Linked DNA regions of Homo sapiens: region 1 is linked to region 2. Evidence: read pairs that join two places in POLR2A ChIA-PET (ENCODE). Cell type or tissue: Panc1. All regions are shown on one strand.

Region 1 (5,000 bases), 300 kb before region 2:
CATGATTAGACTGGGGTTGTGTGTTTTCAGCAGGAAGACCACAGAGGTCAAGTGCTGTTTTCACCATATCATATTAAGGTTGCCTACGACCAACATGACTTAGCATTGTTGATGCTGACTTTGATCACCTGGCTGAGGTAGTGTCTGCCAGGTTTCTCTACCGTAAAGTTCTCATTCTCTCCCCCTTTCCATGACTGTACTCTTTGGAAGGAAGTCACTATGCTCAGATCCTACTTAGGGAATGGGGGATTATGCTTGACTTTTTGAGGGAGGAGAGGCTATGTAAATTATCTGGAATTCTGCATGGGAGACTTTTCCCTTCTCCTCCATTTATTTATTCAATCATTTATATTACTACTGATTTATGAATATTTATTTTATACTTTAGGTTATAATATGATATTTCCTTTTATTTTTATTTATTTATTTTTTTTGTGACAGAGTCTCACTCTATTGCCCAGGTTGGGGTGCAGTGGTGTGATCTCGGCTCACTGCAACCTCTGCCCTCCGGGTTCAAGCGATTCTCCTTCCTCAGCCTCCCAAGTAGCTGGGATCACAGGTGCCTGCCACCACGCTCGGCTAATTTTTGTGTTTTTAGTAGAGATGGGGTTTCACCATCTTGGACAGGCTGGTCTTGAACTCCTGACCTCGTGATCCACCCGCCTTGGCCTCCCAAAGTGCTGACACACCGCGCCCGGCCTATGATATTTCTTTATATTGTTGCTCAAATTGTACCAGCTTTGGCTACTGGGCACTCTTTCAGTTAGGTTTTATGTCCCCATCATTGTGTATCTTTACACAATGTATATACATGTATCTTTATTTTAGGATTTTCTTACTTTTCTAGCACTGGAAAATGCTCCAGGATCATCTTGTTTGGTGGGTATTTTCAGGACTTACCAAAATAACATCAAGCATCTTTCTTTCTGTAGGGATTTGCCCAATTACTGTGTATTTCCAAAAGGACTATCTTATTTATTTCCTGCCCCAGTCTCAAATGCATGAGTTAATGACCTATAAAAATCCACAGTAGGCTGGGCGTGGTGGCTCACGCTTGTAATCCCAGCACTTTGGGAGGCGGAGGTGGCAAATAACCTGAGGTCAGGAATTCGAGACCGACCTGGCCAACGTGATGAAACCCCATCTCTACTAAAAAAATACAAAAATTAGCTGGGTCCTGTAATCCCAGCTACTTGGGAGGCTGAGGCAGGAGAATTGTTTGAACCCATGAGGCAAAGCTTGCAGTGAGGCGGAGGTTGCAGTGAGCCGAGGGTGTGCCATTGCACTCCAGCCTGGGCGACAAGAGCAAAACTCCGTCTCAAAGCAAAAAAACAAAAAACACCACAGTAATGAAATACTTGTCTTGTGACAAAGCAAGAAACAAGACAAACACAGAACTGCCTGCACATACTATACCATAGCAGAACAGACCCCCACAGCCAACAGATTCCAGAAAGAACAGCATGAAATCAATGGGAGATATTACAAGTTCAAAATGGTAGGTACATAGAACAGGCCACTGAAGACTGATCACCTTTGAGGTAGAAACAAGTGGCAGTGTAGGAAGCAGGAAATGGAGAAATTAAAAAGCAGACCAGCCAAACTTGTTACAGTAGGCAAAGTTCTCTTTGCCAGAAGCAGGATGGATTCTAATATTGTTATCAAGTACAATCATTTACTTAAACTTTCATTTTGTAAAAGGTACTGTGGATTTTCCTCCTAGTTCTGACATTTTAGGAAGAGTTCTTGGTTTTCTCAGACTTTCTCACACTTTCATTAAGAATGAAAATGTAGAGTGGTTTCATTTAGCCAGGTCTCATGGAAGGCTCTGTAAGTGAAGCCCACCCCAAGCTAGGAATTCTGTCTATTGCTCTTAATCTTCAATGCTTTTGCAGACCATTAACTCAGGAGTCCTCACTTTGTCACTGAAGTAAGTAAGCACAAAACAAAGGTTGCATTTCTTTGGAGAACCGAGAATCATCAGTCAAAAGCAGACAGAATTTTGCCTCAAGTCTTATCCTTCTCTTTTCAGACTTCCTTTTCTAGCTCTAGCTTCTTGTTTCTTACCACTCCTATCTCTTTGGGTTTTGCTCTCACTTTGAAAATCTGACAAACGGAGCGGCCAACACAGTAATGATAATTATTTTTTGCATGGGAGAAACTTTCCTAGGTACTTTTTAGCAGGGATTTTATAAAGACAATATGCTAATTTTAATGGTAGGAAGAACAGATCTTAAGAGGTAGGGAAGATTGTTTGGGCCAGAAGAGGCCTTATGCTACAGTTGAGATGCATATCCTGCTTTCGTCTTTCAGATATTTTTAGGGAATAAAAGACTCTCCACTCCCTGCAAAAAAGAGGCTTATATTAATAGTGCATTTTCACCATTAGTGGTGACTCTGCTATTTAACAGTTCTAGCAGTTATTAGTGTTCCCAGTGTTTTCAAGACCCACCAAAAGGATACCAAGCATCTCCCTTCCTTTTGGCATCTAATCAGATGCTCCGTATTTCCAAGGACTATTAAAAGAATGGATTTGTGTATTTGGTCCAGGAATTCCAAAATAACCTGGAACTGTCATAATAAACAGATTTCTGAGCTGGGTGTGGTGGCTTACGCCTGTAATCCCAGGACTTTGGGAAGTCTAGGTGGGCAGATCACCTAAGGTCAGGAGTTTGAGACCAGCCTGGTCACCATGGAGAAACCCCAACTCTACTTAAAAAAAAAAAAAAAAAAACCAGAAATAAGCTGGGCATGGTGGCGCATACCTGTAGCCCCACCTAGCTGCTTGCGAGGCTGAGGCAGGAGAATTGCTTAAACCCGGGAGGCAGAGGTTGCAGGGCTGAGATCATGCCACTGTACTCCAGCCTGGGCAATAGAGTGGTAGAGTGAGAATCTGTCTCAAGAAAGAAAACAAAAAAACAGATTACTGGCTTTTTTTTTTTTTTTAAACCAACTAATTATAAGATACATGTGAAATAAAGAATGTTGTTAACTGGTCATTTTCTAAGTGGCAAACAGAGAAGAGAGGAGGTGATGACTATCAGTTCTTAAACACCAGATTTCAAAGTGTTTGAGATTTAACATAAATTATTAAGTAGGGGTTCCAGAATATATGATTTCTATTCTTCATCACTTTTTGAATTGGAAATACTAAAAAGTAACTATGTATGACTTATCTTCTGTGGCTACTTCTAAAATGATAATTTGGAACCGCAACTTCTTTATAATGCACGTTTAATGAGTGGCTGTATGTATTTATCTTTAATGTCTTTATTTTCTCCATCAACAAGTGTTTATTAGTAACATATTATTATATCCCAGGAAGACTGATAGAGATGCAAAAATAAAACATAAGCTCACAATGTGGCAACAAGTTAATAAATAATTGTAATATAACTTGAAAAGTAAAATTACAAACGTATGTATTAGGGAAAGTGGCAGCACAGAAAAATCAGGGCCAATGTGGAATTTGGTAGATTGGGGAAGATTTTGCAGAAGAGGAGATCCTTGAGTTGGGTATTAAAGGAAGAGTATGAGTTTAACATCTCCCAGACAGATGGGAGGGGTGGGGGCTGATGGAAAGGCATTTACAGATGAAGGAACAGTCTGTATGAGAGCAAAGACAGGAAAATGGAGGACATGTAAAAGTCTTTTGGAGTGGCTGGAGCATAGGTGAGTATCGAAGAGCTGTGAACTGTGGTGCTCATGGAGGCAGCGGCCTAATCACTGAGGTCCTTTTCAAACTTTACTTAGGACCGTGTATAAAAGGTGGAAACTTTGGAGGTTAACTGAAAATGTGTGTATTAGAAAAATTGGAAATTGAATTTAGAAATGGTGAAACTGGAGAGAGAAAGGCCAATTAGGAGACCATTTAAGAGGTTAAGGTAAAAGATAACAAGAGCCTGAGGTAAGGCAGTAGAAAAACAAAAGAAGACAAAGACATAAGAGATGTTTAAGTGATAGAATTTTAGGCAGGGCCTGGTGGCTCATACTTAGAATCTCAGTGCTTTGGGAGGGTGAGGTGGGAAGATCACTTGAGCCCAGGAATTTAAGACCAGCCTGGGAAACACAGGGAGAGCCTGTCTCTACAAACAAAAAAATAATAATAAATTTAGCCAGATGTGGTGATGTGCATCTGTGGTCCCAGCTATTCAGGAGGCTGAGGTGGAAGGATGGCTTGAGACTGGGAGGTTGAGGCTGCAGTGAGCCATGATTGTTCCACTACACGCCAGCCTGGATGATAAAGTGAGACCCCATCACACACACACAAAAAAGATATAGAATTTTAATAACTACTTGAGCCTTGGGAAACACTAACATTTAAAGTGTGGGTGCTGTCACTGCAGTGGTACTGCCCTTGCTGCCTGCTGACCAGGGAAGGAGCAAAAACCCTGAGTGCTTTAGCCACACCTCCAGCAAGCTGCAGTTGCCCTAAGGAGAGGCCAGTTTGTCTCCCCCAGGTGTCATCCACCCTGCTGCTTATTACCAGGCAGGGTCTTACCGGCTTGGGTCCACAGCACAGCCAGCCCATTCTGGGCTGATCATAGTGACTGATAGCTGGTCTGCATCTTTCTGGGGTGAAACCCCAAGAGACAAGTGAAAGCCCCTCTGCCACAACCACTGCTAAAGTTCCTTCCCCTGTTGCCTTCAAGCTGGGGAGGGAACATAAAGCCCAAGATCGCCCGGGAGCTGCAATGTGCAACCTGTGGGTGCCAAGCTGAGATCTGTAGCCAGCAATCAAGTGGGAGAGAAACCTACACTTTCAGAGCACTGAAAGGTAGATGGCTGCAATTAGGAGAAAATACAGAGGAGCCACGTGACTGAGCAAAAGCCTACCTACTTCCATTATGTTTAAGTGCCACCTACTGAATCACAGCCCCAAACTTCAACACCAAAAATGCTTTGCTAATATACCCCTCTGTGAAACCAAGGACAATAATTCAGCTTCAAATAAAGACTCTACACAAATTTTCGATCCTCTGAAAACATCCAGGAAATAA
Region 2 (5,000 bases):
GAGACAGGGTTTCACCATGTTGGCCAGGCTGGTCTCAAACTCCTGACCTCAGTTGATCCGCCTGCCTTGGCCTCCCAATCAATGTTTCAATAGGAGGATTAGAAGTTGAGAGCCAGTATGTGAGGAGAGGATATTAAAGAGGAATTGAAATATTTTCTACAATTTAATTACAATTTTTTATGAGACCAAAACAGAAGTAAATTGCCTAAAAATATATATTCCTATTTTGCCTTGTTTATTTGCCCAGAAACAATTTTAAGGTTTATAAATGACGTGTTGTTTGGACTAAAGATATAAAGATAGAAGATTTTAACAGACAGTAGAATTTGGTAAAGGAATCCATCAAAAGTTTGTGAAGGAATCTGCATAAAGAAAGTCAAGGAGATAGCTACAAACTCTATGTAGGCAGCATTTATATCCTGGCTAAAACAATTAGCCGGGAATTGTGGCACATCCCTGTGGTCCCAGTTACTCAGGAGTTGCTTGAGCCCAGGAGGTTGAGGATACAGTGAGCCAAGATTGTGCCATTGCACTCCAGCCGGGGCAACAGAGCAAGATTTTGTCTCAAAAGAAATAAATAAATAAAGAAAAGAAACACAAAATAGTTTGCCCAAAATATTTTTGGGGCGTTCATTTTATTTTTATTTTATTTTATTTTATTTTATTTTATTTTATTTTATTTTATTTTATTTTATTTTATTTATTTTATTTTTTGAGACGGAGTCTCGCTGTGTCACCAGGCTGGAGTGCAGTGGCGCAATCTTGGCTCACTGCAATCTTGGCCTCCTGGGTTCAAGCCATTCTCCTGCCTCAGCTTCCCCAGTAGCTGGGATTAAACACGCGCTACCACACCCAGCTAATTTTTGTATTTTTCATAGAGATGGGGTTTCACCGTGTTGGCCAGGATGATCTTGCTCTCCTAACCTCATGATCCACCAATCTTGAGCTCCCAAAGTGCTGGGATTACAGGAGTGAGTCACTGCGCCCAGCCTTTTTGGGGCATTTATTAACTGCTTTTAGACAAACAATTTTGCTCCCTACATATAAGCTCAAATCTCGTGGACTACTGAGGAAGATAAACCTATGGGCCTAATATTTTCCGTCCCTTCTTCCTCCTTGGTGTCCAGTGGGACTAGAACGCTTTCCAGTTGAAAGAGATCATGAAAGCATTAGGCCATTATGCTGAAACCACACCTGATCTGATTACTTCATGCATGCCTTTTCCTGACTGCTAAAGAAAAAGAATTTTGTGTCGGTCTTTACTTTAGAATCACCACATTCAAGTTTTAGAGAAGACAGTTACAAAAGTTGCAAATATTTGTTTTCTAATCTTGGCACAATCCTCTTGCACTACAACAGGTTGCCTCTGAGCATCTATGTGTTAGGCATAATTTCTAGGGGCTGAGAGTGTCTTTTTTAGAAAGTTGTTTTAAAACAAGTATAGTTTGCAAATCTTTTTCTCTAGGGCCTCAGATTATGGTAAAGAAGATACTAAATATGCAAGGTCTCCAGGGTGTGGAAGAAGAGTGTGTGTATCTTGGAATAAACCATCTTTGTATAAAGACAGCAGCCCTCAACTTTCCCCACAGCCAGGGGGATTATGGAAGGTCCAACCCCGCAGGTGAGCGCACATAGCCCTGTCCTCTTAGAGACCAGCTGTTTCTGGTCATTCCATCACAAAGAGTTATGTTTAAAAGTAGGGCAAACTAAAAAGCAGTTTCATTTGGAATATGAAAGTGTCTGTTATTTTATGGACTTGAGTGGGCAGGATACATAAACAGGTGGTTTTTCAAATTACTGGACTTTCCAGATGCAGCTCACTATTGCAGCTGTTCCTACTTTGAACCCCTTAAAAGTGTAGCCAACCCTGCCGTTAACTGAAAGAATATCCCACATCATGAAGCTTTTCATAATTCAAGGGTACTTGGTGCACCTTGCCTTAAATTTTAATAAATAATATGAAATCATGTTCAGTTAAAACCGAAGTTTTTTGATTGCAGTTAATAGATGGAGGAGGGAAAAGACTCTTTTAGTAAGCATTTAAAATGTATGTAATTTTGGGTTGAACCTGAAAGCATTTCATATGCTTAAGAATGAATAATAGCTGCCATTTTGGTATCATCCTTTGCTCAGTATTCTGAGAACAATTTCCCACTAAAGATGATCATAATGCAATTTTACAAGCTGGGGATTCTGAATTCCACGCATGACTTCATACATGGTAGAATATCAATCACCAACTTGTGAAGCTATCTCCTAAACAAATACACAAGCAAAACTAATACTAATGCCAACAGAAAAAGATATTAACATGGTGCCGAGACAATCTGATCTTTTAAACCTAATGCTAGACAACGAGTTAGTGGGTGCAGCGCACCAGCATGGCACATGTATACATATGTAACTAACCTGCACATTGTGCACATGTACCCTAAAACTTAAAGTATAATAATAATAATAAAAATAAATCTTATGCTTTGATTAGATGTATATCAAATAAATAATAATTTTATAAATGACTGTTATACTGATATTAATCACCAATTGCTCTAGAATGCTTTCAAGTTGAAAGGGATCACGGAGGCATTAAACCTTTGTACTATAACCAAAACTGATCTGATTATCACCTGCGTGCATTTTCTTGACTGTTAAAGAAAAATTTGTGTCTGTGCATATTTAAGAATCATTACATTCCAATTTTAGAAAAGCAAGTTATGAATGCATATTTCTGTTTTTCAACAAAGACCTCCTTTCAGATATCCTGATTTGTCTCAGTGCTAACAGAATCATCTAAACACATTTTTCCTCTCATGACAATAGTCCATGGTGAATCACATAATCTTATCTATTCTTCTTTAATGATACATTTCAAAATATTCACTTTGGGCAGTAACTATGTAAAAAGATGGATAACATTTTAAACTTGTTAGCCCTTAATTTCTATTAATATTACAAAAGAGGAATTGGAGGCCAGCCTGGTAACCATGATGATCCCTTCAAATTCTAAAATTCTGTCATTTTGTGCATGTATGTTTCGATCCACAATGCCACTTCGCATTGTCTTCATTTCACATCTGGACCATGATGCAATTACATCTGAACTCTTTTCTGCTCAACTAGACTGGCTACTTTTCATTACCTTCTGTACCTTCACCAGAGTCATTTTACAAAAACGTCACCTTCATTATACCACACCGATGCTTGCAGTCATTTATGGCTGTCCACTGTTGACATGATGTCCAAACTTATCATGAGTGCTGGATTTACAGACTCCGCATTTTACTATGATCAGTCTTTTCACCTTTATCACCTACCACTCTGCCACATGAAATCTCAAATCCCAGTCTGATTGAGCTACTACAACTCCCTTGTGGGAGACATTCTTGTCTCCATGCCTGGCTCGTTTAGAATGCCTTCCTGTGCTTTTGCCCCAGCTATTTGCAATCCATCTGTCCTCCATGACCCAATTCAAACTGCACCTCCTTCATACCATTCTCCATTAAACCAGCTGCAATACATCCTCCTTCTCTGACCCTGCTATCCTTTTCATGGCTGGGTCTCCCTAACACTTCATATTGATACCATTCCCTATTTAAAAACCTTTTTGTTATGCAATATTCAACACTACTGTATTTACTTTTGATTCCTTATCATATATATTATATTTGGTCTGTTTCCAAAATGATGAGAAGGCTTACAGTAGAGATCACATAAGACAGTATGTCAGTTAAAAGGGGGAAGTGAAAATACAGAACCATATGTGGGAACATGAATTAATGAAACTTAAAATCCAGCTATAGATTTGAAACTGCTTCCTGGCAGTCAAGGCAAAAAAAAAAAAAGGAAAAAGGACCAATCAGTTTCCATGTAGCAGTGACTTACTGTTTTGGTTGTATGTATGTATTTTTTAAAAACACTTTTTACCTGTGTGCATGTCGTCTCACTAACTGTAATCTTTGTGATTGCTAGGATTTATTGTAGGAATTACATAGCAAAGCATCTAATCTAGCATATTGCATGGGTTTAATAAATAAATTAATTGATGGCTAATTTTATCAGAATTATAGATTTGAAGCCATTTTATTTATCTAGAAAATCAAAATAAGTACATAATAAACATGTGAATAACAATGTGAACAAAAGATGACACAGAAATCTCAGAGGGAGAATGAAGGGTTTGAGTTTGTGACCACTTTAATTAAAGGAAATTTTAAAAAGTATTCACAAGCTACTTAATATTTTTGGGTAAATGTCTATATTTGGGTAAATTGTCTCATAATGTGGAGCAGCAAGCTTTTAGTAAGATGAGAAATTAATTTTATTGGAACTGGATTGTATACTATAATGTGTGTCATTATTACTAGTAAAATAGGTAATAATGCTGCACCTTCTTGAATATAAACTCATGCCACACATGAGTTTTCTTTCCTCTCCAGAAATGAAACTGGGGTTTCATTTCTTCTCTAGAGTTTTGTTGTTGTTTTCTTTAACTTGGCAAGGGGATGCTTTTACAATGCAGAGAACACCCTAATCTGGCACTGTCCAATAGAGATTTCTGTGCTGATGGAAATGTTCTATGTCTGTGCCACTAGCTTTACCTGTTGCACACTCACAACGTGGCTAGTGTGACTAAGGAACTGAATTTTAAATTTTACTTGATATTAATTACTTGAAATTTAAATGGAAACACAAATGGCTAGTGATTACCATATTGGACAGAGCAGCTTTTACAGGGCTGCTTGCTTTTAGGACCAACTTTTCCTTACTTGATTGGGTACCTTTAACAGTAGATTCCATTGGCCACTGGTTCTTTCTTATTATGTGAAGTTTTAAGCTACCATGCATTAGCAGTAAAGCTTTGGGTGCTTTTAAGAAGCACCCAAAATTATTGTCATGATTTTTTTAAGAAGTCTGTGTTGTTGGCCAGGTGTAGTGGCTCACATCTGTAATCCCAACACTTTGGGAGGCCAAGACCAGTGGATCACTTGAGGTCAGGAGTT

Evidence for each region. Peaks named below come from ENCODE experiments on the same cell type or tissue, not always from the same donor. Only the 100,000 strongest peaks of a DNase experiment are listed, where the experiment ranks them.
Region 1: POLR2A ChIA-PET joins it to region 2 with 8 read pairs; 2 of 35 experiments call an interaction of 5 or more read pairs at or near these places.

The regions. Positions count from the first base shown.
Region 1 is chr7:116,826,261-116,831,260 of GRCh38, reverse strand. The region is part of intron 1 of LOC124901731 (a long non-coding RNA gene); the gene reads right to left. Among named protein-coding and RNA genes, the nearest start is that of CAPZA2, 34 kb to the left of the region's middle. In Panc1, a CTCF peak has its summit at 2,774; no DNase peak of the experiment used is centred here.
Region 2 is chr7:116,529,051-116,534,050 of GRCh38, reverse strand. The region is part of intron 2 of CAV1 (caveolin 1); the gene reads right to left. Among named protein-coding and RNA genes, the nearest start is that of CAV1, 6.5 kb to the right of the region's middle. In Panc1, no CTCF peak of the experiment used is centred here; no DNase peak of the experiment used is centred here; H3K4me3 peaks cover 1,348 bases; H3K27ac peaks cover 4,647 bases.